Regions from separate parts of the Homo sapiens genome. Here region 1 is linked to region 2. Evidence: read pairs that join two places in POLR2A ChIA-PET (ENCODE). Cell type or tissue: endothelial cell of umbilical vein. All regions are shown on one strand.

Evidence for each region. Peaks named below come from ENCODE experiments on the same cell type or tissue, not always from the same donor. Only the 100,000 strongest peaks of a DNase experiment are listed, where the experiment ranks them.
Region 1: POLR2A ChIA-PET joins it to region 2 with 5 read pairs; 3 of 35 experiments call an interaction of 5 or more read pairs at or near these places.

The regions. Positions count from the first base shown.
Region 1 is chr15:39,356,287-39,360,286 of GRCh38, reverse strand. All of the region lies in intron 1 of LOC105370777 (a long non-coding RNA gene), which reads left to right. Among named protein-coding and RNA genes, the nearest start is that of LINC02915, 110 kb to the right of the region's middle. In endothelial cell of umbilical vein, no CTCF peak of the experiment used is centred here; a DNase peak (open chromatin) is centred at 1,606; H3K27ac peaks cover 2,782 bases.
Region 2 is chr15:39,259,539-39,263,538 of GRCh38, reverse strand. All of the region lies in intron 1 of LOC105370777 (a long non-coding RNA gene), which reads left to right. Among named protein-coding and RNA genes, the nearest start is that of LINC02915, 11 kb to the right of the region's middle. In endothelial cell of umbilical vein, no CTCF peak of the experiment used is centred here; a DNase peak (open chromatin) is centred at 1,978; H3K27ac peaks cover 2,656 bases.

The sequences.
Region 1 (4,000 bases), 97 kb before region 2:
ACACAGGACATATATATACACATATACTAAGCGTATACACACACACACACACACACACACACACACACACACACAGAGACACAAAAATATTGGAGACAGCTTCTAAGACCATTTGCTGATGAAGGCATTGCTTATTCCACAAAAGGCAGAACACGTGTGATGGACTTCTCAGAGAAAGCCGAAATCAGTATTCACAGCTTCTAACAGTAAATTGAACATGAAAAAACTCCACTAACTACTGATCATTGGACCTGATTGCTTGTGGTTCTGGGAGAGAGAAGAGACATCTGCACAGGAATTGGAGCCAGGCCCTGCCGCATGCAGCCATCAGCCTCAATGTGACACTATGAGCTTTGGCTGGGAATAAGACACTACATCTTGGCTTGGGGACACAAACCTGGAGTACTACCAGAGTAAGGCAACCAACCCAAAAGCTACTTGACAGGGAGAGGAGTCTACCAAAAAGAAACAAAACAAACAAATTCCCTCCCAAACAAGGTAAGCTTTCAAGAAAAATTACAAAGCACACAAGAATATTTTCTGGCATGAGGATAGTCAACAGACCCAAGAATCTGTGGAGTCCATGCATGAAGAACCAGACATAATGGTGCAATATTAAATGTTAAAATAAGGATTCTTGAATCATCAAATAAGTAAAAGAGGGAAGGGGAACAAAGAATTCTTAAGAATAGATAGGGATTAAAATATAGAAACCTTGGAAGTGAAAAGTGTAGTCATTGAAATAGAAATTGCAAGTGATAAGGTGAACTGTAGACTAGACATCTGGGCCAGTCTAGGGTGAGGCAAGGAAGGTATCCAGGGTGCAAAATGTAAGAAGGCACTCACTGTCGCTGCCAACCCTGAACTAGCGCATGCCCAAGAGTGAGTGACTTCTTACATTGTACACTCTGAGTACCTTGCTTGTCTTACCCTTGTCCCATCGCTGGTTGACACAGTGGAAGGGAAAATTATGAACTGAAGATAAAACTAAAGGAATGACTGGGATAGCAGATAAAGAGGTTTAAAAATGAAAAGAGCAGCTGAGAGATCTGGAAGAAAGCTCCAAATTATATTTTTTAAATCCCAGAGAAGAGAAAAATAAAGAGTAAAAAAAATATTGAGAGGTAACCTGAAAGTTTCTACAAGTAAAAATGTTAACCCTTTGATTGAAGAATTTCATCCTTATAAATGAAACTTTAAATGATTTATGATTCATTGCTGAAATATGAAGGGCCCAAATTCCTAATGATCCCCTGACCCTGGCCAGTTTAATTGGGTTGAGTAAATTCTATTTAACCTCAGGGCATTGGCTCATTAGAGAGAATTATGTATGGTACAAAGATTATATTCTCAGTTCTACTTGTCTGGTTGGTAAACAGTCTGTGACTGGTTTCTAGTACTCAGCCACTTCCTAGCAGCAGTGGCTCTATGGTGACTCGACTGTATCATCACTCACTGAGGGGAGGTAAAAGCCTTTTGTTGGCAGCTGTAGTTCGGAGTTAGGCTAGATGCGTGTTTGAAACCACCCACCTACAGGTCTTTCCTCCTTGCTACTGTGTGTGAAATGTTTTCAGCTCCCTGTGCCTCTGCTCTGGTAATAGGCCTCCACTGGCAAGGGAAATGTGTTTTGCTTATCAGACTGCAACACTAACAGCACAAATCATTCAGTAGAAAGTATGCTTTAGTCCTTGAAGCTGTTTGGTTTTCTTTGCTCCTTATCACAACTAACTATGTAGCTACAGGCAGGAAGCCTGACCATTTGGGCCAAGTCAGTGCACACTTAGCCAAAGAGATGGGTCATTGCTTATTTCTGGGCTCTCTTTAGTCCTCAGGCCAATTTGGGACTAGAAATGGATGCAAAGTTTACCTCCCCATTTTTATGGGCTTTTTATCACATGGGTGGTAAACAAAGGCTCGCTTCATGAAGAACTTTAGGGCAGGTGGAAATCCTTAGGTATAGGGGAGGGAAAATTTTGAAAGAACAATTTGAGTAACCCTTGTGAGGCTTCTTGTTTACTTCAAGATAATTAAAATGTCCTGGTTGAAGGAGAAAAATATGCTTTGAGAATTACTCATTTGGTGTTTTTGAATTAAGGGTTTGGCATCTCTTTCCACGAGTGAGTAATTTCTTTTGCCGTGAGTGTCTGTGTACAGATAACACACCAAAATAATACAGAGCCTGCAGCTGAAACGTACCTGGGAAGAAGTGCAGAGCGTCACATGTGAATTGTGGCTCAGCAGATGCTAAGTCAGAAATCTCACTGGAAGGTTTAGGACCTGAATTAAGACACTGAAGGATTGGATCAGGGTGTGTGTGTGTGTTTGCATAAGAGAAAGAGAAACAGTAAAAGGAACAGAGACTGAGAAACCGAGAGATAGGGAGGCCAAAAAAACAAGAGACAGGAATAAAAACAGATTACCCTTGAGAGTTCAGTTAAAAATTAGAAGACTGGACTAGGTGAGAGAAAAATTGCCTGGTCATCATCAAAGTACGAATATAAACCTAAAATAAAGATCATCCATGTGTCAGCTGTACTACAAATGTAGAAATTATACAAAGGGCTGTCCCCTGTTCTAAGCAAGTGGAATGGGGCGTGGAGAGAAGTAAGGTTTGTTGTGGTTGTGTAATACAGTAGCACAGGATTACAGGGAAATGACTTTTTCTAGTGAGATCCTGAGACCTTACTTATGAAGTCTCAGGTACCCATTTTGTGCGGCTTCACTGAGTATCATCTTGATGGAATGGTGTGGTCTGGAGAGCCTCAAAATTATTTAAATGTTGGCCTTCCTAACTTATCCCATCTCAAATAGAAAATGGATATATGCCAACTACACAATATATTCATTTGGACTCAATACAATAATCAGGATATTAGGATAAAGCTTTTACATTTCAAAAGTTGCTTTCACTTATGGTATCCTGTTACATTTTTAAAACAAGTCTGTGCTGGGGAGGTATTAACCTTTCTCAGACAAAGAAACTGAAGCACAGAGATGTAAAGTTACTTTTCTAAAGCCACAGAGCTAGAAAATGGCCAAGCAGGACTTGAATCTAAGTTCACTATTCTGCTGTGCCATGCCTCTGATTGCCTGCCATGTGAAATGCTATTTGTGGTTTTGCATTTTGTTCAATTTTCCATTACAACTATGTTAACAAAAGAATGTTAGCGTCCAGGTTTATAGAAAATTACCATATCCAAATTCTCTGCTAGAAGTTGAGGGAGATTCCTAATTAATTTTTCTTCTGCTACACTTGTGGCTGGGGGGCAAAGAGTATGCATTTGGGAGGAATTTTCTCAGTGTTCTAGGCTGAACGAGTAAATTCTAAGGTTTGGTGACCTTACATGTTGAAAATCATTGCTAGATCAATTATTTAAATTTAGTAGGTTTTAGGGGGCATCTTCTGAGATCCATTTAAGACAGTTTCTTGTCAGTTTTGTGAGAATTCATTTGACTTTCTGTTAAACTTCTTCCAACCGTGACAGAGTGGCCAGTTCCTGGCTAAGCAGAGTGGTCAGACTGGGTTTAGCTCATCTCTGGGTTATTGGTATAGTTGGAGGGAACACGGCTCAGAACAGAATGTGAGAAGAGAGCTCCACATGGTTCCACTTCGAGACGGTTTATTTGGGGATTAGAATGAGCCTCATTCCATGTTACCCTCCCTAGTTCCATAATCTCAAAGTCCATTTGAAACTCAGAAATAGACTCAGAAACAGATATTTTTGAGGATTAGAAGAGGCTTAATGGAGACATAATCATCTTCAATTTGGCCTAGATCACACATGTTAAAGATGGAAATAATAGATGAAAGAATGATTGGGTGATTAAAAACCAATGTTGGCCTATTGTGTGGCATTACAAACGAAATTCCCCCAAATACTTATTCCATGGGCTATGGTTTCATATCGATGGATACTGATGATGAATACAATTGGACAATTATTTTTCTTTTTGATCCAATAGCTGATTTTGGATAAATGGCTCTCACAGAAACAGGTAA
Region 2 (4,000 bases):
CTTAATCCATTCTGTCATTGATGGGTATTTGGGTTGGTTCCATTTCTTTGCTATTGTGAATACTGCTGCAGTAAACATACGTGTGCATGTGTCTTTATAGCAGCATGATTTAAAATCCTTTAGGTATATACCCAGTAATGGGATGGCTGGGTCAAATGGTATTTCTAGTTCTGGATCCTTGAGAAATCACCACACTGTCTTCCACAATGGTTGAACTGATTTACACTCCCACCAACAGTGTAAAAGCGTTCCTATTTCTCCACATCCTCTCCAGCATCTGTGGTTTCCTGACTAATGATCGCCATTCTAACTGGCACGAGATGGTATCTCATTGTGGTTTTGATTTGCATTTCTCTGATGACAGTGATGATGAGCATTTTTTCATGTGTCTGTTGGCTGCATAAATGTCTTCTTTTGAGAAATGTCTGTCATATCCTTTGCCCACTTTTTGATGGGGTTGTAAATCTGTTTAAGTTCTTTGTAGATTCTGGATATTAGCCCTTTGTCAGATGGGTAGTTTGCAAAAATGTTCTCCCATTCTGTAGGTTGCCTGTTCATTCTGATGATAGTTTCTTTTGCCGTGCAGAAGGTCTTTAGTTTAATTAGATCCCATTTGTCAATTTTGGCTTTTGTTGCATTGCTTTTGGTGTTTTAGACATGAAGTCCTTGCCCATGCCTATGTCCTGAATGGTATTGCCTAGGTTGTCTTCTAAGGTTTTTATGGTTTTAGGTCTAACATTTAAGTCTTTAATCCATCTTGAATTAATTTTTGTATAAGGTATAAGGAAGGGATGCAGTTTCAGCTTTCTACATATGGCTAGCCAGTTTTCCCAGCATCATTTATTAAATAGGGAATCCTTTCCCTATTGCTTGTTTTTGGGAGGTTTGTCAAAGATCACATGGTTGTAGTTGTGTGGTGTTATTTCTGAGGCCTCTGTTCTGTTCCATTGGTCTATATATCTGTTTTGGTACCAGTACCATGCTGTTTGTTTTGGTTACTGTATCCTTGTAGTATAGTTTGAAGTCAGGTAACATGAAGCCTCCAGCTTTGTTATTTTTGCTTAGGATTGTCTTGGCAATGCAGGCTGTTTATTGGTTCCATATGAACTTTAAAGTAGTTTCTTCTAATTCTGTGAAGAAAGTCATTGCTAGCTTGATGGGGATGGCACTGAATCTATGAATTACCTTGGGCAGTATGGCCATTTTCACAACATTGATTCTTTCTATCCAAGAGCATGGAATGTTCTTCCATTTGTTTGTGTCCTCTTTTATTTCGTTGAGCAGTGGTTTGTAGTTCTCCTTGAAGATGTCCTTCACATCCCTTGTAACTTGGATTCCTAGGTATTTTATTCTCTTTGTAGCAGTTGTGAGTGGGAGTTCACTCATGATTTGGCTCTCTGTCTGTTATTGGTGTATAAGAATGCTTGTGATTTTTGCACATTGATTTTGTATCCTGAGACTTTGCTGAAGTTGCTTATCAGCTTAAGGAGATTTTGGACTGAGACGATGGGGTTTTCCAAATGTATAATCATGTCATTTGCAAACAGGCACAATTTGACTTCCTCTTTTCCTAACTGAATACCCTTTATTTCTTTCTCTTGCCTGATTATCCTGGCCAGAACTTCCAACACTCTGTTGAATAGGAGTGGTGAGAGAGGGTATCCTTGTCTTGTGCTGGTTTTCCATGGGAATGCTTCCAGTTTTTGCCCATTCAGTGTGATATTCGCTGTGGGTTTGTCGTAAATAGCTCTTATTATTTTGAGATACATACTGTCAATTTTTGTTTAGACTTATTTCTTTGTGGATAAGACCTTGCTGCTGCGGTCTGTGAACCAGACATTTATAATAAATCAGAAAGCAGCTACCTTCACATATATCCAATTATTGAGTTCTCTCAAAGAGGGATTTTTTTCTAGTATTTTAAAGCTTTGTTTTTCATAGATCTTATCTTGTTTTCTTTCAGAGGTTTCATTCCATTCCCCTATTGTTAAATTCTTCCAGATTGCTATTTTTGAAATCTGCCTCAGAAGAAAGCTATTATGGAGTCTCATATTTGTGGGATTTTCTAATATTTCCTTTACATAGCCTTTCTCAATAATTTTAAATCAAATTCATTAGTTTTCCTTTGGCAGTCTCAGGGCAATTGTTTTTCACATCTCTCTTGGAACTCCTATCAGGTCAGGTGTTAAAGTTCTGCAAGGGCAGCATTGGTTTCCACTCCCCAACCCACCTCTAGATTGAAACATTTTTGAGAAAATCAGTGTCTCATTTATATTCTCTCCTTTATCATCTATTGTGAACTGGATTGTGCCCTCTCCCATTCATATTTGGGACCCTAACCCCCATTGTGACTGTATATACAGACAGCAGCTTTAAGAAGGTGATTAAGGTTAAATGAGGTTATAAGAGTAGGGCTTAATATGATAGGAATGATGTCTTTATAAGAAGAGGAAGGGGCACCAGTAAACTGTCTCTCTCTCTCTCCCCTCCCCCTTCTTCTCTCCTCTCCTTCTCTCTCTCTCTCTCTCTCTCTCTGTCTCTGCATACAAAGAGAAAAGTTCATGTGAGGACACAGAGAGGAGGCAGGTGTCTGTCAGCCTCAATATAGACACCAAATTTTCCAGTACCTTGATCTTGGACTTCTAGCATCCAGAACTGTGAAAAAATAAATTTAAGTTGTTTAAGCTACCCAGTGTGTGATATTTTATAACAATAGCCTTAGCAGCTGAATACATTATTCAGCATATAATTCCTAGTCAATAGGTATTTGCTTGTCTACTATTGACTATAACTCATTTATTATGGGGAAAAATTTGGTTTATAATTATCTTACATTCTTGTCACAAAAAGCATCTCTAAGAGCCAATTTAAATGCTTTTCCCCAACTGCTTCCCATAAACACACACACACACACAGGCACGCACACATGCACACACCAGGCATTAGCCATTTTGAGTTTAAAGAATGGCCAGTAAATTTCTTTTCATAATCATGGAAATTTCCTAATTGCACCCTTTGGATAGGAGAGACATGTTTCTCAAGAATCCTGTTCCTTGGAAGATATGTCATTCTTTTATGTTTGTTTTTGATGTCTGATTCCATAACTCTTTGCTCAGTTGTTTGTCATTGGAGGGATCCCTGCACCTGTCCACACAGGAAGGTGGAACAAAGGGGAAGGGTATATTTTAAGCAGCATGGATTCATTTATTCATTCATTTAATTATTCAGAACACTTTTATAATATCTACTCTTTTCCAATCACTGTTCTGGGAGCTATAACTACAAGGCTGAAAAGACAACATGTCCCTACTTTCAAGTTTACAATCTAGTGGTGGATGAGGCAGGCAATATACATATGAACAAACAGATAAACAAGGTAGGTGTAGATAGTGATAAGTTCTCCAGAATTCTAAGGACAGCTCTCCTCCACCTTCCAGAAACTAGTAGGGCCCACCAGGTTAGGAGCCATAGATCCTGAGGGGACCCAATAGTCTGTGAGTTGCCCCCAGGATCTTATATGTGGCTGACACATACAATTTTTCAGTTTTAATATTTTATCGTCTTGGTTAAATACCTATCTCATTTAAGTGACAAGTGCCTGGGGTGCTACTTTTAGCAAGTTTGTAAAGAGGAAATGTCAACTCATTCTATGTAGAGGAGAGATCTTTTTTTATTTTGTTTTATTTTATTTTATTTTATTTTATTTTATTTTATTTTATTTTATTTTATTATACTTTAAGTTTTAGGGTACATGTGCACAATGTGCAGGTTAGTTACATATGTATACATGTGCCATACTGGTGCGCTGCACCCACCAACTCGTCATCTAGCATTAGGTATATCTCCCAATGCTATCCCTCCCCCCTCCCACCACCCCACAACAGTCCCCAGAGTGTGATGTTCCCCTTCCTGTGTCCATGTGTTCTCATTGTTCAATTCCCACCTGTGAGTGAGAATATGCAGTGTTTGGTGTTTTGTTCTTGTGATAGTTTACTGAGAA